Linked DNA regions of Homo sapiens: region 2 is linked to region 1. A link is a loop called in an ENCODE intact Hi-C map of the cell type or tissue named here. Cell type or tissue: gastrocnemius medialis. All regions are shown on one strand. Each heading gives the region's core, and the rest is flanking DNA. Links, peaks and the distances in the headings are about the cores only.

The links. Hi-C counts contacts between places; a loop is a spot of excess contacts. Peaks named below come from ENCODE experiments on the same cell type or tissue, not always from the same donor. Only the 100,000 strongest peaks of a DNase experiment are listed, where the experiment ranks them.
Region 2: it touches region 1 in a loop (5-fold over the local background); 2 of 110 quality-filtered maps call a loop at or near these places.

The regions. Positions count from the first base shown.
Region 1 is chr19:16,599,941-16,610,298 of GRCh38, forward strand. The region is part of intron 1 of MED26 (mediator complex subunit 26); the gene reads right to left. Among named protein-coding and RNA genes, the nearest start is that of MED26, 23 kb to the right of the region's middle. RefSeq lists an enhancer at 5,995-6,792. In gastrocnemius medialis, for the core only: a CTCF peak has its summit at 5,690; DNase peaks (open chromatin) are centred at 5,691, 6,268 and 8,094; H3K27ac peaks cover 3,233 bases.
Region 2 is chr19:16,694,607-16,704,964 of GRCh38, forward strand. No RefSeq gene overlaps it. Among named protein-coding and RNA genes, the nearest start is that of NWD1, 20 kb to the right of the region's middle. In gastrocnemius medialis, for the core only: no CTCF peak of the experiment used is centred there; a DNase peak (open chromatin) is centred at 4,585; H3K27ac peaks cover 2,713 bases.

The DNA of each region.
Region 1 (10,358 bases), core at 3,143-8,142:
CACTTGCCACAGAAGCCTCAAAAGTTAGACCTAGATGGATGCAAATTCTACCCTCTGCCCTCTTGGTGCCTGAGATGGGGTGAGGACACACTCTCCAAGCACCCACCTGTGAGAGGGGGGACAGGCAGTCAACAGGCAGCCAGCCCAGGCCCAGGCCCAGGCCCACCAGGAGCCCAGGAGCACCTCCCTGGCTGTGGTGCACCCTCCCTAGGTCCCCCCTCATCCCCCCGGGCCCTCCTGCCACAGGTCCCTGCAGCAGCCCCCTCCTGCTCCGCACAGCCTTGCATGGGCTCTACTTCCACCTCCTCTTGGCACAGCCCTGGAATTGTGCCAGGCTGAGGAAAGGAGAGCAGATACCACCCCCTCTAGTGATGCATTAACACTGATCAATGACTGGGACCCCTGGCCCTGAAGCTGGATCTGGCCTCAAAATCCACTTTTACCTGGAGCTTCACTGATCGTTGGGGTGCAGGGGGGCCTGCCCTCTCCTTTTCAGGTATGCCCAGCAATCCCCCTATCCAACTGCACATCTGCTAATACTGCCAGAATTTGACAACCCTGCCTCTCCCCACAGACCCCAGAGGCCCTGTGAGGAAGCCTCAACCTCACTTTCTAAGCCCCTATCAGCTCCCTGGGTTCTCAGCCTCCTGCCAGTGGCCTCCAAGACTGCCTTGAACTGCACCACCCCCACTGACCCCAAGTGTAAGATGAGGCCTCTGGGATTCTCCTCCCCAACCTGCTCCTCCCAAAGAGAATCCCACAGGCCCTCCTGCTTGCTGTAGGAGCTCTGCTGAAGATGGACTAGGAAGAGCTGGTTCTTCACAGCCTCAGTGAGGCCGATCAGGCACTATTTTATTTATTAAGAAATTCTTGGCCGGGAGCAGTGGCTGACACCTGTAATCCCAACACTTTGGGAGGCCAGGCGGGTGGATCACTTGGGGCCAGGAGTTCAAGGCCAGCCTGGCCCACATGGCAAAACCCTGCCTCTACAAAAAACACAAAAATTAGCCAGGTGTGGTGGCGCACGCCTGTAGACACAGCTACTGGGGAGGCTGAGGCACGAAAATTGAACCCAGGAGGTTGAGGCAGCAGTGAGCTGAGACTGTGCTACTGCACTCCAGCCCTTTTACAAGCAGCTAAGGCACAGAGAGGTCAGCTAATCTACCTGAGGTCACACAGCTGGGTCTGGGGCCCAGGCAGCCTGGTTACAAACACTGACTTTTTTTTTTTTTTTGAGACAGAGTTTCACTCGTTTCCCAGGCTGGAATGCAATGGCATGAACTCGGCTCACCACAACCTCTGCTTCCTGGATTCAAGCGATTCTCCTGCCTCAGCCTCCCGAGTAGCTGGGATTACAGGCATGCGCCACCACGCCCAGCTAATTTTGTATTTTTAGTAGAGACAGGGTTTCTCCATGTTGGTCAGGCTGGTCTCAAACTCCCAACCTCACGTTATCTGTCCACCTCGGCCTCCCAAAGTGTTGGGATTACAGGTGTGTGCCACCGCGCCCGGCCTAAGTACTGGCTCTTTTACCACACTCTCAGCTGCCACTCACAGCAACACACAGATAAAGCACGCCTGTGGCCTTGAAGGTGCTCCTGGCCTGGCAGGCGAGCAGACATGTGATGAGAGAGCTTCTAAGTGTGTAGCAGGCAGGGCTGTGACACTCAGGATGCTCTGGGGCCCCTAGGAGGGTGACAGAGGGAGTCTGCGAGGACACCTGGAGAGTAAGCAGGAGTCCTCTGGACAAGCTGGGGAGGCAAGGACCCGGGAGCAGCACAAGTAAAGGGCTGGGCACACAGCAGCGCAGCATGCGCAGAGTGCCAGACAAGGTGGGGACACCTCCCGGCAGGCCACCCCGGGCCATGCTCAGCTCAGGGAGTGACAGGGTCAGACTGTCGTTTTAAATAGCTCATTCTGCTATGCAGAAGCAAACACACAGCTGAAGCAGGGAGACAGTTCTGTGGGCGCTGGCCAGCCTCAGGGAGCGACATGGTGAGGGGCAGGAAGGGACGTGGCTGTGGGAAGCAGCGGGGCTGAGAGAGGGAGGACTCAAGGCAGGCCGGGAAGCCCACCACTCGGCTGTGTGCCTGCAGGGGTGTCAGGGGATGGATGGCGGGATACCTGTAGCCAGACACCAGGGAGCCGCCGTCAGCCTGTCCTACTGACGTGCACCTGCTGGTTCATTCATTCCCTATGGAAAGTTCTGAGCACAGACTTTTGGCAGATCACGCTGTACCCATTCTGGGACACCAGTACATCACTGACCATGAGGGAAAAAATGGTGCCGACTGGAACACACAGCTTCTCCTCAAAGACACAGAAATGCGACTGAAATGGGCATTTCATTCCTTCTCACAGCAACCCTGAGCACTTGGAGGTAGGTCCAGGTGGAAGGTCTTCCTCACACCCTGCACACAGCCTGGAACCATAAGCCATCCCCACTACCCTCTCCCCTCAACTGTCATGAATGGGACCCTGAATGCCACACCCCTACCACCTTTCTAAACTTAACTCAGAAACAACCGCTACAGGCAATTCCACTTCTGGGTATGTACCCAAAAGAACCGAAAGCAGGGACGTGGACAGACATTTACACACCCATGTCCACAGCAGCATTATTTGCCATGGCTAAAACATGGTGGATACAACTCAAGTGTTCAGGAACAGATGAATGAATAAGCCAAGTGTGATATATCTGAACAACAGGACAGTATTTCAGCCTTAAAAAGGAAGGGAATCCTGACACATGCAACAACACAGATGAAGACTGAAGACATTATGCTGAGGGAAAGAAGCCAGTCGCATGAACACTGCACAATTCCACTCATACTCAGTAGACAAAATCAGAGAGGTGGAAAGTCGAACAGTACGTGCGCCCAGGGCTCGGGAAGGGGAGGGACGTGAGTGTTGAATGGGAACAGAGCTCGGTTTTGCAAGATGAAGAGTCCTGGAGACAGATGGTGATCATGACCACACAACCATGTGAGTGTGTAAGACCACTGAACTGTACAGTTAAAAACAGCTAAGATGGTTAAGTTTTATGGGATGTATATTTTACAATTAAAACAAAAACAAAAACAAAAACACCAGCGGGACCCTGGCAGAGCCCCTGCTGCCTAAGTTCCTAAGAGGTCCTCCTGCCAGGACCACTCTCCCTCAGGCATCTTTTAGGTGGCTCCTGGGCCCTCTGCTCCTCCTGCACAGGCCACTGAGGCAAACGGGAGTCTCATGTGCAAATAAATGGACAGGGCAGCCAAAGAAGAGAGGGGCTGGGCTTGGAACTGAGACCAGGAAAACCTCCTGAGGCTGTGGAGCAAGTTGTATTTCCAAGATAAGCATGAACATCGCTCCCTTGTGGGACTGTGGGAGGGATCAGATGGCCATGTGGGAGAACTTGCAAGGCCCATAGTCAAGTGCCAGCCAGCTGGAGGTGGGTCTCGATCTGTGCAATGGGAAGCATGGAAACCATCACCTCTAGGGCCACTGTTAAGCCATGAGTGCTCATGAGTGCTTGAGGGCTTTTTTTAAAAAAAAAATTCTTCCCTTCTTTTCTTCTTAACTTCCCACACTATGCTGATGTATCAAGGGCCTTTCTGAATGCTAATACCACATCTGCAGGAGCTATGGGAAGATCCTGGGGAAGGGACCTCAGCCCCTGAGCCGCAGTCTCCCCATCGGTCAATAGCAGGGCCCCAACACTGCCTATCTCGGTATGTGGGGGCCAGATGTAAACAGGTACTCTCCCCCAGGCTCACTCTGGCAGGCCTCTTGGAGCCCACACACCCAACCTCGGCTGTTCAAGTAAAGCAGTGGGGGACCAGGGGAGCTAGGGCATTAGGGAAGGGTCTCTGGCTCCGTAAGGCTCCAGGCAGTGGTGAGAGGACCCCGAGGTTGGAATGCACATCCTGTGAGTACAGGCTCTGGGCAGAGCCATGGAAGAGGTACCCATGGAAAGGTGCCTCTGCCTGCAAGGGGCACCCACAGAAGACTCCCCTCCATTATCTGCCACTGTGAAAACTACCACCCAGCACTTTCACTGCCTGGCAGACCTAAGCACAAGTAGAGGCTCCCCTGGGTGCACAGGGAGACATTCACATGAATATCTGCAAAACACCTTTTCATTAGCAAAACTCTGGAAGCCAGTTCCATGATCATGAAGCGGCTTCTAGCAGGGAATGCTATGCTGCAGTTAAAGGAGTGAGCTAGACCCATGTGTAACCAAGCACAGAAAGCTGGGACACACTGTGGAGGGAGGTGAGCTAGGTGTAGAGTGATTGCCCTGTGTGCCAGAACTGACTGAAAAGCCACATGCACAGTATGGCCCAGTGCTCTGGGCTGTGCCTGCACAGCACAGGAAAATGGACTCTACACTAGTGACATGGGTCCTCTCCAGAGGGATAGAAGAACTGCATCAGGGACAGGGGTCAAAGGAGGCCTTTAGCTGTAACTCAAACATTTTACTTTTTTAAAGGAAGACGTATTTATTGCTTGTGTACTGAAAAGTCAGTGAGAAAAAAGGGAAAAGAAACATATTAAGGAGAACGACTAAGCTCAGGAACGCCCAGGAGTGCAGGGCCATGCCTGGATGTGCAGGCTGAGGCTGGGTCCCAGGACGCTTCAAAGACCATGAGCCACCTAGATTCCATTCTGCATGGGGAAGGCTGGTTCTAAGGACTGTACACAAGGATATCAGAGACAATGGGTTGCAGAAGGCCACCTTAGGCCAGGTTTGCTGGGTGACACCTGTTACTCACTGTCATTCTTAATAGCACCTCATTCATCTGAAAAGTGTCCTGGTCTTGATAAGATGCACAGTCACCCTAGCTACAGGGGGCAGGGAATGGCTCACAGCGATTGCGCCACCCCTACCCCTGGGAGCCGGCTCATGGTGACACAAGCCCACACAACTAGGTTGGGGACCACAAAAATATGTGTCCGTCCCAAGCCTCTGTGAGCCTCATCTGTTCATATGGGTGCTGTTACCCCATTTTCCCACCACAGGTAAGAAAATCAGTACCTACCTGCAGTACTCGACAGCACCCACCAGCAGTGCCAATGTGGTGCCGGTGGCGGGGTGAACTGGGGATTGGTGGTAGCCCCTCAGTGGGGGGAGGGAGAACTTTTTAAGTTACGGAAATATTCTACACCTCAACTGGAGTAGTTACACAGGTATACGAATTTGTCAAAAATGCATCAAAATGTAGCGTAGAGCTAAATAAAAAGACAAATGTGAAAGCAAGACAGACATAACTGTTTAATGAGGGACTTCCACTGCCAAATGTACACCTGAAATAGGCACATTGTACTGTATGTAAATTAGACCTCACTAAAGGCAGTTTTTAAATTGTTGGAGGTAGAATCAGAAAGACAGCTGAGAGGAAAGTCCCTAAGTATGGTTTTTAATGCCTGGAGTTTGAGACACCAGTGTGGGCAGGACACACTGATGAGGCCAAAGGGGGTCCTCAGACTGAGATGAGAACTGAAGGCCATGAGTGACCAGGTGAATGAACAACGCCCATGGAAAGGGGAAATGGATAGAACACAGAGACAGTGGCAGCAGCACCTGGGGCCACCATCCACCTGAGGCAGGTAGGATTGGCCAGGCTGCCCCACTCACTGCACACACACAGTCAGAGAGAGCAGCAGGAAAGGGGACAGGCACAGGGCGCCCTGCCAGGAGCAGTGTTTCTGCACTGTCCCAGCCAGGCGGCACTAGAGGAAAGGAGAGGAGAGGCTCGGGTGAACAGGGTGGGAGACATGGCTTGGTGAAGGCATAGGGGAACAAGGAGGCAGGCGGGAGATGCTGGGCAAGGAGGGGACTGACAGGCAGACTCCATGGCACCGGGAGGAAGAGGCTTGAGCATTCATCCTGTAAATGGATGACCCTTGGAAATGAACAGCTGAGGCTGCATGGCACCCTGCCAGTCACAAAGTGCTTTTTCAAAGTTGTCTTCCTATCGAACTCCTGGTTACAAAGAGCCAAAGCTCTACATCACTGTGTGCGGATATTCGTGCATGGCAAATCTGTCATCCAGACAGGCCAGTTTTCCCCTTCTTCCTTCACTCAAAACTGAGGCCTGGCAAGGGATAGAGCATCGGATCACTACCACACCAGACAGCCAGACAGAGCCAAGCTGTAGCTCTACCTCGCCCTTAGCGGGTCATCTGGAATCCACACGCCTGGGCCCACGGCAGCAGGTGAGGTCAGGAGACAGGCCCTGTGGCCAGCAGGAGAGGCTGCGGTGACTCTTGAATCTCAGGAGACTGTATGGCCCCATAAATGAGGCCAGCACAGTCAGCACAAAGCAGCCTGAAGACACAATGGGGCCGGGTGCAGTGACTCACGCCTGTAATCCCAGCACTTTGGGAGGCTGAGGTGGGCGGATCACCTGAGGTCGGGAGTTCAAGACCAGCCTGGCCAACATAGTGAAACCCCCATCTCTACTAAAAATACAAAAATAAGCTGGGTGTGGTGGCGCATGCCTGTAATCCCAGCTACTCAAGAGGATGAGGCAGAATTGCTTGAACCCGGGAGGCAGAGGTTGCAGTGAGCCAAGATCATGCCAATGCACTCCAGCTTGGGTGACAGAGCGAGACTCCGTCTCAAAAAAAATAAAAATAAAATAAAAATAAAAACAAAAACAAAAGACACAATGAGGGAGGGTTTCCATTTTTTGGAGGGGAGCGGGGGATAAGCAAATGTGGCATTAGCCACGATGAAACCTAGAGAGATTTTTGATGGCTCAGTGATGAAGTCAGCAACAGTGACTGCCACCATCTGGGAGGGGAGTAGGCTGAGACAGGGCTGCTCGTTTCCCAGGGGAGGGGTGCCTGGCACACACCAAGAAGCAATGTTGGTGTCTGGCATCAGGAGCACTTTTGCAGGTTTGGTGGGAACCCAAACCCACCTGGGATGCACAATGCAACTGCTGCAGACACGAGAATTCATTCAGTCACCTTTTCACAGAAGGCTCTCCCTGTGTTGGTCAGTCTGGTCTCAAACTTCTGGGCTCAAATGATCCTCTTGTCTCAGACTCCCAAAGTGTCGGGATTACAAGTGTGAACCACTGTATCTGGTCTCAGCTGCTATTTATCTCCTGGAAAAATAAGAACGTTGGCCAGGCACGATGGCATACACCTGTAATCCCAGCTAAGCAGGCAACTGAGGTGGGAGGATCGCTTGATGCCAGGAGTTTAAGACCAGCCTGGGCAACATAGTGAGACCCTGTCTCTAAAAAATAAATAGATAATAAAAATAAAAATTTAAAAATTAAAAAGTTAGCCGGGTGTGGTGGCATATACCTGTAGTCCCAGCTACTCAGGATGCTGAAGTGGGAGGATCACTTGAGCCCAGAAATCCGAGGCTACAATGATCTATGGCTATGCCATTGCACTCATGCCTGGGTGACAGAGACTATCTCCTTTTGTGGGGAAAAAAAAAAAAAAAAAAAAGGAGCATGTCCATATTGTGTGCCTCGTGCCTTCTGAAGAGGAACTCAGGGAGCAGACAGAGGGCTCACACTCATGTTGGGGAAGGCAGGCAACAGACAAGACCATAGCCACACTAAAAGCCATGAAGAAAATAAACAGTGTGATTAATGTGAGTTGAAGGCTTCCCTCACAACCACTGGGCCAGATGAGGTGGTCACTTCAACCCCGGAGCCCTGAGAGAACCCGGGGAGGTAATACATCTGGAGCAAGAAGCAGTGCAAGCTTGTCCAACCCATGGCCCTCGGGCCACATGCAACCCAACACAAATTCGTAAACTTTCTTAAAACATTATGAGATTTTTTTTTAAGCTCATTGGCTATCATCAGTGTTAGTGTATTTTATGTGCAGCCCAAGACAATCCTTCTTCCAATGTGGCTCAGAGAAGCCAAAAGATTGGACACCCCGATCTAGAGCAAGTTGCATGATACCCTGCCTCCCCTTCAGGGCAGCTGGCTCCTCGTGAGCCAATGAGGGGTGCTAGACAGGGCCAATGGGAAACTACGATCACGAGAACTGTCCCAGCAGCCAGCTGCAAAGGCGCAGACACCATCTGGACAAGGAACCTGTCTGTGGCCTGAAGCCCGGCAAGCAGGCCAAGGGGCACCAGGGCCCTGGTGGGCAAGGCTCCAGGCCCAGGCCAGATCTCCGTCTGCACACGTTCCAATACATCTCCTCTTCTGGGGCCGCGAGCCTTCAGCATCCAAGCCAGGTAAGGGGCAGGGACTCTACCCAGGTGTGTGCTGGAGCCTGCTCACGCCAGCTTTACTGAGAGAGCAAGCCCGTGGTGACACTTTCAGGAATCAAAGGAGCCATTACTAACAATTACATTATATAAGCTTACAATAAGTTGTGATAAGAACAAAGGAGGAAGTTTTCAGTACTGTGTACTCAAAACTCATCACTTCCTACTTATTTTACCAAACTTAGTACTATCTAGGTTTCTGAGGTTATTCATGACTACTGTATGGGCATGGAGGACATGGTGTGCTACTGAGTCTCTTTCCCAACCTCACATTCAGTGATCTCATGTTAGTGGCTTGAAGCCAGCCATGGTGAGAGTATTTCCACCACAGAAATCAGTAAACACTATAAATCAGGGCTTGATTTTATGGGCTCCAAACTAGAAATCTGCAAACTCCTGGGCCATTCCATAACACTGTCTGTTTTTGTAAATGAAGATTTTACTTTTTTCATTTTACATGCTGTTTATTGAGGTAAAATTCACATTGACATAAATTAACCACATCAAGTTTTACTGGAACACAGTCACGCTCATTCACTCACATACTGTCTCTGGCTGCTTTTGTGCTACAAAGATAGCAGTACAACAGAAGCTCTACGGCCATATGGCCTGCAAAGATGAAAATATTTACTATCTGGCCCTTTACAAAAAGTTAGCCAACTCCTGGGGTTTAGACTTAAGAAAGTGATGGAGAAAATGTTAATAATGCAATTAAACTTAAAAAGCGTGTCATGCCTGAAGTCATTACATTGGGAACAGGACAATTGAGAAAATATTCTTATAGTACAGGTATTTGAAAACTATTATCTAATTCAGCAAAGACATCACTTGACTCATTAATACAAAGATATCGACCAGGCTGGTGCAGCGGCTCACACATGTGATCCCAGCACTTTGGGAGGCTGAGGCAGGTGGGTCACTTGAGGCCAGGAGTTCAAGACCAGCCTGGCCAAAATGCAGAAACCCTGTCTCTACTAAAAATACAAAAATTAGCCGGGTATGGTGGTGCACACCTATAGTCGCAGCTGCTTAGGGGGCAGCATGAGAATCACTTGAATCCGGGAGGTGGAGGTTGCAGCGAGCGGAGATTGCACCACCGGACTCCAGTCTGGGTGACAGAGCGAGACTCCGTCTCAAAAAAAAAAAAAAAAAAAAAAAAAAGAGAGAGAATAAGATATTAACCAAAGTCATGTCAAAACCAATCAGAAGCTGATACAAAAGCTCAGCAAAAATCAACGGAAGCAGCTGGTGAGAAGCAATTGGCTATATGGAACTGACAACAGTGTTGTATATTTCATTATTATTTGCAAATTATATGCCACCCATCCTTTATACTAGTAAAACTCATAAACTTACATGCATATTTACATATGTATATGTATGGATTTCTTTTCTTTTTCCTGAGAGCTGGTTGTCAAATTTTCACCAGCACACCACTGTCTATACCTTAGTATATGCCTTATGTAAATTAGAGCTTCATTATTTTGAAGTGCTTGAAATAGAGTCTGAATGAAACTAAAGTCCATTTGCATTATTGTATTTCAACATTACATATAAATGAAAAGATTAAAGAATCTGGATTTTTTAGAAATGCCAACTCATAAATTTTTCAATGTTTACTAAAAAAAATGCTTCCAAGTTTTATCACCTTCTTGTGCAAACAAAATTTCTCCACAACAATTATCAAAGTCAAGCAAAACAGAAACAAAAACAAAACCCACACCCTAACATATAAAAGTTATGTTCTTGGACACAAGCACTCTTTAAAAAAAAAAAAAAAAAAAAAAAAAGGCAATGTTATTTCAGTAATGTTATTCAAGCCGGGTGTGGTCGCTCACACATGTAACCCCAACCCTTTGGGATGCCAAGGCGGCCAGGAGTTCAAGACCAGCCTGGGCAACACAGCGAGACCGTCTCTATAAAAAATACAAAAATTAGTGAGGTGTGGTGGCTAGCACTTGTAGTTCCAGCTACTTGGGAGGCTGAGGCAGGAGGATCCCTTGAGCCCAGTAGCTCAAGGCTGTAGTGAGCTATGATTGCGCTATTGCACTCCAGCCTGGACAAGTAAAGTTTTTAGAGCAAGACTCTGTCTCTAAAAAATAATAATAATAAGCAAAACCTT
Region 2 (10,358 bases), core at 2,162-7,161, 94 kb after region 1:
ACCCAGGCTGGAGTGCAGTGGCACGATCTTGGCTCACTGCAACCTCTGCCTCCTGGGTTCAAGTGATTCTCCTGCCTCAGCCTCCTGAGTAGCTGGGATTACAGGTGCCCACCGCCATACCTGGCTAATTTTTGTATTTTTAGCAGAGACAGGGTTTCACCATGTTGGCCAAGCTTGTCTCAAACTCCTAACCTCAGGTGATCTGCCCGCCTCGGCTTCCCAAAGTGCTGGGATTACAGGCGTGGGCCACCGTGCCTGTGCCTGGTCTAAATTTTGCTTTGATTACTTAAGATTTAAAAAAAAATTAACTTTTTTCTTATTTATTTATTTAGAGAGACAGAGTCTCGCTCTGTCGCCCAGGCTGGAGGGCAGTGGTGCAATCTTGGCTCACTGTAACCTCTGCCTCCTGGGTTCAAGCAATTCTCCTGCCTCAACCTCCAGAGTAGCTGGGATTACAGGTGCCCACCACCACGCCTGGCTAATTTTTGTATTTTTAGTAGAGACGGTTTTGCCATATTGGCCCGGCTGGTCTCGAACTCCTTGCCTCAAATGACCCACCTGCCTCAGCCTCCCAAAGTGCTGGGATTACAGGCTTGAGCCACCACGCCGGCCTCTTTTTTATTTATTTTTAATTAATTATTTTTTACTTCTTTTTTTCCCACTCATTCAACCTAAGTACTTAAAAGTTTTCATTTTATATATGCATAGTTCATCTATCAGTTATGCCTCAGTAAAGCTATAAAAAAAGAAGCTTTCAATTATAAGGAAAAAAAGTCTGGGCATGGTGGCTCATGCCTGTAATCCCCGCACTTTGGGAGGCCGAGGCCAAAGGATCACTTGAGCTGAGGAGTTCATGACCAGCCTGGCCAACACAGTGAGACCCAGTCTCTGCAGAAAAAAAAAAAAAAAAAAATTAGCCAGTTGTGGTGATGTGAGCCTGTAATCCCAGCTACTCAGGAGGCAGAGGTGGGAGGATCGCTTGAGCCCAGGAGTTCGAGGCTGCAATGAGCTGAGATTGCACCACTGCACTCCAGCGTGGATGACAGAGTGAGACCCTGTCTCATAAATAAATGAATAGGCTGCAGTAACATACTCCAGACAGAGTCGCTTAAGCCACAGACATTTATTTTTCCCTAATTCTTGAGGGTGGAAGTTTGACATCAAGGTGTCAGTTGGTTTTGTTTCTCAAGGCCTCTCTGCTTGGGTGGCAGACGGCCGCCTTCTCTGTCCTCGTATAGTCTTCCCTCTTCGTATGTCTGTATCCTAGTCTCCTCTGCCTACGAGGACACCAGTGAATTAGATCAGGGCCCACCTATAGACTTTTTTTAAAACTTAATTATCTTTTTTTTTTTTTTTGAGATGGAGTCTGGCTTTGTGGCCTAGGCTGGCGTGCAGTGGCGCCATCTCGGCTCACTGCAACCTCCACTTCCCGGGTTCAAGTGATTCTCATGCCTCAGCCTCCCGAGTAGCTGGGATTACAGGCACGTGCCACCATGCCTGGCTAATTTTTGTATTTTTAGTAGAGATGGAGTTTCACCACGTTGGCCAGGCTGGTCTTAAACTCTTGATCTCAAGTGATCCACCCACCTCAGCCTCCCAAAGTGCTGGGATTACAGGCATGTGAGCCACCCTGCTTGACTGACTATTTTAACTTAATTGTCTCTTTAAAGACCTTATCTCAATCAGTTTGGTGCTAAAAAAATTTAAAAAAAAAAGACCTTATCTCCTGTTTTAGTCCTTTCAGTGTGCTACAACAAAATACTATAAACTGGTGGCTTGTAAACAACAGAAATTTATTTTTCATGGTTCTGGAGGCTGGGAAGTTCAAGATCAAAATGCTGGCAGATTCACTGTCTGGTAAGGGCTGGCTATCTGGTTCACAGATGGTGTCTTCTTTTGGTGTCCCCACATGGTAGAAAGATCAAGGAGTTTCTTGGGGGCCTCTTGTGGAAGGGCACTAATCCCATTATGAGGGCCACATCCTCATGACCTAATCACCTCCCAAGGGCCGCACCTCCTAATACCATCACCTTGGGGCTAATTTTGGACTCAGGTGATCTTCCTACCTTGGTCTCCCAAAACAAAGGGATGTGAGTCTCTGTGTCCAGCGTCCTTTAAGGATGGATTAAATTAAAGTAACTGACAATGCCTGGTGCAGGTAAAGATTTGGGGGCAGCTGGAGCTCGCACACTGCTGGTGGGAGACAATTGGACAGTTTCTTTTAAATTTATTTATTTATGTATTTATTTGAGATAGGGTATCACTCTGTCATCCAGGCTGGAGTCCAGTGGTGCAGTCATAGGTCACTTCAGCCTCGACCTCCTGGGCTCATGTGATCCTCCCGCCTCAGCCGCTTGAGTAGCTGGGACTACAGGCACACATCACCACATCCAGATAATTTTTGTATTTTTTATATAGATGATGTCTCGCCCTGTTGCCCAGGCTGGTCTGAAACTCCTGGGCTCAAGTGATCCTCCTGCCTCAGCCTCCCAAAGTGCTGAGATTACAGGTGTGAGCCACCTTGCCCAGACTGATAGTTTCTTATTAAATTAAACATCACTTACCCTATAAACACAACAATCCCTGATAGTTTCTTATTAAATTAAACATCACTTACCCTATAAACACAACAGTCCCATTGTGGTGAAACAAAAATTCACCTATTTTTTTTTTTTTTGGTAATCACCAAAAACTGGGAACATCCCAAATGTCCATCAGTTGGTAAGCGGATGAGCCACCTGGTTTATGCATGTGATGGAACATTACACAGCAATGAAAAGGAGTGACCTTCTACAGCAGTGTGGTTGAATCTCAAATGCATTTGCTAAATGAAAGAATCCAGACCCAAGAGACTGTGTGCTCCCATTGGCGGGACATTTTATCTTTAGAGATGGGGTATTGCTTTGTCACCCAGGCTGGAGTGCAGTGGCAGGAACATGGATCATTACAGCCTCAAATTCCCAGGCTCAAGGGATCCTCCCGCCTCACCCTCCTGAGTGGCAGGGATTGCAGGTGCGTGCCACATACTCGGCTGTAGGTCATTTTAGAAATACAAAATTTTGGGCTAGGTGCAGTGGCTCACACCTGTAATCCCAGCACTTTGGGAGGCCGAGGTGGGTGGATCATTTGAGGTCAGGAGTTTGAGACCAGCCTGAAACCCTGCCTCTACTAAAAATACAAAAATTAGCTGGGGGTGGCAGGTGCCTGTAGTCCCAGCTACTCAGGAGGCTGAGGCAGGAGAATTGCTTGAACCCAGGAGGCAGAGGTTGCAGTGAGCTGAGATCGTGCACCACTGCACTCCAGCCTGGGTGACAGAGCGAGACTCCGTCTCAAAAAAAAAAAAAAGAAAAGAAAAGGAAAGACAAAATTTTAAGTATAGAAAACAGATCAGTGGCTGCCAGGAGTTGAGATGGAAGGAGAGATTATCCACAAGAGAGACAGAGGAATTTTGGGAGGGAAGGGACTGTTCTGCATTTTTAACGTGGCAGTAGTTACACAACTGTATATGTTTGTATAAACTTGCAGAATTCGCCCGGCAGCGTAGCCCTTTTGGGAGGCTGAGGTGGGAGGATCACCTGAGGCCAGGACTTTGAGACTAGCCTGGGTATCATGGTGAAACCCCATTTCTGCAAAAAATACAAAAATTAGCCGGGCATGGTGGCATGTGCCTGTAGTCCTAGCTACTCAGGAGGCTGATGTGGGAGAATCACTTGAGCCTGGGAGGCAGAGGTTGCAGTGAGCCGAAATTGCACCACTGCACTGCAGCCTGGGCAACAGAGCCAGACCTGTCTCAAAACAACAAACAAAAAAACAAACAACAAACAAAACAAAAAACCCACAAAGAAACACTACAAAAAAAACCTTGCAGAATTTTGTGGCTAAATTCTACCTTAATCTAAAAAGAAAAGGAAAAAGAGAGCAGCCTTTGGGGTTTCCCAAATCTGTTCAAATCCTGTCTTTGTTTTTTTTTTTTTTTTTTTTTTTGACAGATTCTCACTCTGTTGCCCAAGCTGGAGTGCAGTGGTGCCATCTTGGCTCACTGCAACCTCCGCCTCTCGGGTTCAAGTGATTCTCCTGCCACAGCATCCCGTGTAGCTGGGATTGCAGGCAAGAGCCACCATGCCTGGCTAATTTTTGTATTTTTAGTAGAGTCAGGGTTTCAACATGTTGGCCAGGGTGGTCTTGAACTTCTGACCTCAAGTGATCCTACCCGCCTCGGTCTCCCAAAGTGCTGGGATTACAGGTGTTAGCCACCATGCCTGGCCAAACCCTGGCTTTTAATCTCCGAGATACGTAGCTTGGGCAAGTAACTCCCCTTCTCTGAGCCTCAATTTCCTCTTAGGATGGCTAGGAGGAGTGACTGGAAAGTCCTTGGCACAAAGTGAGGTCTGGAGTTGGGACAAAAGCTGCCTCTGTCAAAGTGCTCACAGAACCCCTGGTCGGGTTCATTTAGCATCTGGTGGGTGTTGGAGATAAGTCGGCTCCCTGCCTTCTGGCACTAATGTTCTGAGATCTCATTTTCCAAGAGAACAGATTGTACCAAAATAGCCTCCCAGCCTAGTCTGCGAAGGGGGTGTGCAAGCCACTGGCCAGGTGGAGAATGATTGGCGGGGCAGGCTGGGGCTGTTGTCCCAGTGTGGGTGTGAGAACTTGGAGGATCGGCTCTCAAAGTCCAGGCTAATTTGGCTGCAAGTTACACTCAGTAACTTCCTTGGTCTTGGAATGAGAGAAAGTTTCTTTTTATCCTTTTTAAAAAAAATTGTGGTAAAATACACAACATAAAACTTATCATCTTTTTTTTGTTTGTTTGAGACAGGGTCTTGCTCTATTGCCCAGGCTGAAGTGCAGTGGCACAATCACAGCTCACTGCAGCCTTGACCTCCTGGGCTCAATCCATCCTCCCACCTCAGCCTCCCAAGTAGCTGGGACTACAGGTGTGCACCACCATGCCTGGCTAATTTTTTTGTATTTTTAGTAGACACCGGGTTTCACCATGTTGCCCAGGCTGGTCTCAAGCTCCTGAGCTCAAGCAATCCACCCACCTTGGCTTCTCAAAGTGCTGGGATTACAGGCATGAGCCACCACACATGTCCTAAATTTCTTAGCCACATTTGAGTGTATACTTCAGGGGCATTAAGTATATTCACATTGGCTAGGCATGGTGGCCCATGCCTGTAATCCCAGCACTTTGGGAGGCCAAGGCGGGTGGATCACTTGAGGTCAGGAGTTCAAGACCAGCCTGGCCAATATGGTGAAACCCCATCTCTACTAAAAATACAAAAATTAGCTGGGCGCAGTGGCACGCACTTGTAATCTCAGCTACTCAGGAGGCTGAGGCAGGAGAATCACTTAAACCCAGGAGGCGGAGTTTGCAGTGAGCCCAGACTGTGCCATTGTACTCCAGCCTGGGCAACAGAGCGAGACTCCATCTAAAAAAAAAAAAGTATATTCACATTGTTGTGCAACCACCACCATTACCCAGCTCCAGAAATCTTTTCATCCTGCAAAGGTACCCATTAAACACTCACTCCCCACTTCCCTCTTCCAGCCCTTGGCAGCACCATTGTACTTTGTCTCTCTGAATTTGATGACTCTAGGAACCTCATATAGGTACAATCATACAATACAGGTGCTCTCCGATTTACAAATTACAATTTTCTTGAGTTTACAATGTTTCAAAAGAGGCCAGGTGCAGTGGCTCACGCCTGTAATCCCAGCACTTCGGGAGGCCGAGGCGGGTGGATCACCTGAGGTCAGGAGTTTGAGACCAGCCTGGCCAACATGGTGAAACCCTGTCTCTGCTAAAAATACAAAAAAAATTAGCCAGGCATGGTGGTGGGCGCCTGTAATCCCAGGACTTTGGGAGGCCGAGGTGGGCGGATCACCTGAGGTCAGGAGTTTGAGACCAGCCTGGCCAACATGGTGAAACCTGGTCTCTACTAAAAATACAAAAAAATTTGCCAGACGTGGTGGGCACCTGTAATCCCAGCTACTTGGAAGGCTGAGGCAGGAGAATCACTTGAACTGGGGAGGTGGAGGTTGCAGTGAGCCGAGACTGTGCCATTGCACTCTAGCCTGGACGACAGAGCAAGACTCTGAGACTCTGTCTCAAAATAAATAAATAAATAAAATAAAAATAAAAATAAACAAAAAATAAATGTTTCGAAAGAGATTCACATTCAGTAGAAACCATGCTTCAAGTACCCACACCACCATTCTATTTTACTTTCAGGACAGTATTTAATAAATTACATGAGCTATTCAACACTTTATTACAAAATGGGCTTTGCGTTAGTTGATTTTGCCCAAGTGTAGGTTAATGTAAGTTTTCTGACCATGTTTAAGGACAACTAGGTGAAGCTATGATGTTCAGTAGGTTAGGTGTATGGAAATGCCTTTTTTTTTTTTTTTTTTTTTGGAGACAGGTTCTTGCTCTGTCGCCCACGCTGGAGTGGTGCAGTGGTGCGATCTTGGATCACTGCAACCTCTGTCTCCTGGGCTCAGGTGATCCTTCCACTCAGACTCCTGAGTAGCTGGGATTACAGGTGAGCACCACCACGCTGGCTAATTTTTTGTATTTTTAGTAGAGATGGGGTTTCATCATGTTGCCCAGGCTGACCTCGAATTTCTGGATTCAAGTGATCCTCCTGCCTCGGCCTCCCAAACTGTTGGGATTACAGGTGTGAGCCACTGTGGTGCAATTATCCCACACTACAGCTTCAAACTCCTAAGTTCAATTGATCCTCCTGCCTCAGCCTCCCAAGTAGCTGGGACTACAGGTGTACACCACCACACCTGGCTAATTTTTAAATGTTTTGTAGAGATGAGGTCTTGCTATGTTGCCCAGGCTGGTCTTGAACTCCTGGCCTCAAGTGATGCTCCCACTTTGGCCTCCTAAAATGCTGGGATTACAGGTGTGAGCCACCATGCCCAGCCATAAGCAGGTATTTTACATATAATAGATCGTCAAGGTGGTTTGTTACCCTCATTTTGTGGAAAATAAATGAGGCTGGGTGCTAAGGTGAGTGGAGGTCAGTCACCTCTTACTGACAGTGGGTCAGAATTGAAATCCAGTCTTGGTGCAGTAGCTCACGCCTGTAATCCCAGCACTGTGGGAGGCCAAGGCAGGCAGATCACCTAAGTTCAGGAGTTCGAGACCAGCCTGGCCAACATGGCGAAACCCCGTCTCTACTAAAATACAAAAAATCACCCAGACAAGGTGGCACATGCCTGTAATCCCAGCTCCTCGGGAGGCTGAAGCAGGAGAATTGCTTGAGCCTGGGAGGCAGAGGTTGCAATGAGCCGAGATCACGCCACAGCACTCCAGCTTGGGTGACAGAATGAGTGAAACTCCATCTCAAAAAAAAAAAAAAAAAAAAAAAAGAATTGAAATCCAGGCCCATCTCATTCTAAAGCTATGCTTTTTCTTGCACATTTCACTTCTCTGATTCTCTTTAGGAATATGTAAGATACATGCATGGAACAATTCAGCATTATCCTTGACACTGAGCAGGCATCAGCAAATAATACCTAGAGCAGGCATTAGCAAAGGCAAGTTCTTATCCTGCTCTCCTGGTTCCTAGATCATCATCCCTGGTGACCACAGACGTGGGTGGTTATGACTGCGTTTACACTGTGCTTTCCTGTTAGCGCCTGCCTGAAGGCATGTAGGAAAACTCCCAGCTCAATTAGTGGAGGAAATTGAGGCCATTGAAGCCAGCTGAGAGGTGAAAGTGACTGCACAAAGACAGATGTTGGCAGGCCTGAGTGTGAGCTCTGGTTTTGCAACTAACTTGCGTGTGACCTTTGGTGAACCCTTCTTGGCTGATTGAAAATGTTGAACTAGGCCGGCCCGGTGGCTCCCAAAGTCCTGTAATTCCAGCACTTTGGGAGGCCTAGGTGGGCAGATCACTTGAGGTCAGGAGTTCAAGACCAGCCTGGCCAACATGGCAAAACCTCATCTCTACTAAGTACAAAAATTAGCCAGGTGTGGTGGTGGGCACCTGTAATCCCAGCTACTCGGGAGGCTGAGGCAGGAGAATTGCTTGAACCCAGGAGGCGGAGGTTGCAGTGAGCCGAGATCACACCACTGCACTTCAGCCTGGGCAACACAGCGAGACTCTGCCTCAGTTGAAAAAAAAAAAAAGAAAGAAAAATGTTGAACCAGGCAGGTCAAGAGTGTGTAAACCATGGCCCAAGGGCCAAATCTGGCCCCTACTTGTGTTTGTAAATAAAATTTTCTTGGCACGCAGCCATGCTCATTTGTTTACTTATCGCCTATAGAGATTTATTATTATTATTATTATTTTCTTTTTTGAGACGGAGTTTCGCTCTTGTTGCCCAGGCTGGAGTACAGTGGTGTGATCTAGGCTCACTATAACCTCCGCCTCCCAGGTTCAAGTGGTTCTTTTGCCTCAGCCTCCCAAGTAGCTGGGGTTACGGGCACCTGCCACCACGCCCGGCTAATTTTTGTAGTTTTAGTAGAGACGGGGTTTCACCATGTTGACCAGGCTGGTCTCAAACTCCTGACCTCAGGTGATCTGCCCGCCTCGGCATCCCAAAGTGCTGGGATTACAGGCCTGAGCCACTGTGCCTGGTACCTATAGTGGATCTTGTGCTACAACAGCAGAGTTGAGTGATTTCAACAGACCACCTTACCTGCACAGCTGAAAATATTCACTCTCTGGCCCTTTGCAGAAAATGTTGGCCAACCCCTGGACTGGATGATGCTGAAGATCCCTTCTAACTCTAAATATCTGAATTCATAGAGGAAGTGAACATTGCAATTAACTAGGCAAAAACCAAGAGAAATTTATCAAACTCTGAGCTGCACAAATGAGTATCTCACCATCCCGCAAATGTCCATGTTTCCTCAACAGAAACTGACCATGGGGCTGGGTGTGGTAGCTCATGCCTGTAATCCCAGCACTTTGTGAGGCAGAGGAAGGAGGATCACTTGAGGCCAGGAGTTCGGACCAGCCTGGCCAACATGGCGAAACCCCATCTCTATTAAAAATACAAAAATTAGCCAGGCATGGTGGCACGTGCCTGTAATCCCAGCTACTCGAGAGGCAGAGGCACAAGAATTGCTTGAACCTGGGAGGCAGAGGTCACAGTGAGCTGAGATCGTGCCACTGCACTCCAGCCTGAGTGAGACAGTGAGACTCTGTCTCAAAACAAACAAAAACAAAACAAAACAAAAACAACAACAACATTGGTCTGAGGCCAGGCATGGTGGCTCACGCCTATAATCCCAACATTTAGGGAGGATAAGGTGGGTGGATTGCTTGAGCCCCGGAGTTTTTGAGACCAACCTGGGCAATGTAGCAAGACCCCATCTTTACAAATATGAACAAAAATTAGTCTGGCATGCTGGCGTGTGTCTGTGGTCCCAGCTAACTTGGGAGGCTGAGGTGGGAGGGTCTCTTGAGCCTGGGAGGCAGAGGTTGCAGTGACCTGAGATTATGCCACTGCACTCCAGCTTTGGTGTCAACGTGAGACCTTGTTTCAAAAGAAAAAAAAAAGTCTTTGGTCTGTCTTACACTGGGAATGGTTCTACTCATTCATGCCTATAACATGCATTGATCATTTGGAAAATATTAGTTCAATGAGTGATGCAGATGTTGTCCCATTACATTATTTTGTATCAAAAAAGTCCTCTTCATTAATATCACTATTCATCTCATCAGAAAAGTGTGCAGCCGTGCAATCATAGCTCACTGCAGCCTTGACCTCCTGGGCTCAAATGATCCTCCCACCTCAGCCTCCTTGGTAGCTGGGACTGTAGGCGCACATGCCAGCACGCCGGGATAATTTTTTTAAAAAACTTTTTATAGAGACAGGGTTTCACTTTGTTGCCCAGGCTGGTCTCAAACTCCTGACCTCAAGTGATCTTCTCGCCTCAGCTTCCCAAGTAGCTGGGGTTACAGGCTTAGAAAAGTCTTTAAATGTCAAGAAGCTGCCAAACTCACAGTGGTGGCTACACATTTTCCAAAATTCTGATTTCTCCTTAAAAGCTTGAATTTTATTGTGGGCAACAAAACCTGAAATTGTTTTCCTTGAAGTGACAGCCTCATTTTGTTCATTTTTGAGAAAATGTCTGCCAAGCAGCCACATCTGAATCACAGTTTGTCAGACATTTCCAGTAAAAATGGTGTTACCCGAGAAAGGCCACTAGCTTGGCTGTGGAGGCAGCAAACCATCATTCAATCACGTTTTCTAGAGATGACCAAGGACTGAATCCTCAGCAGGGGAATTTTATGTGGACCTCCCGTATTGCTAGTCAGAATATGAAAAAGACATGCCCTCTCCTGTTATGGGGCAAATTGTGTCCCCCCCAAAAGATATGTTGAAGCCAG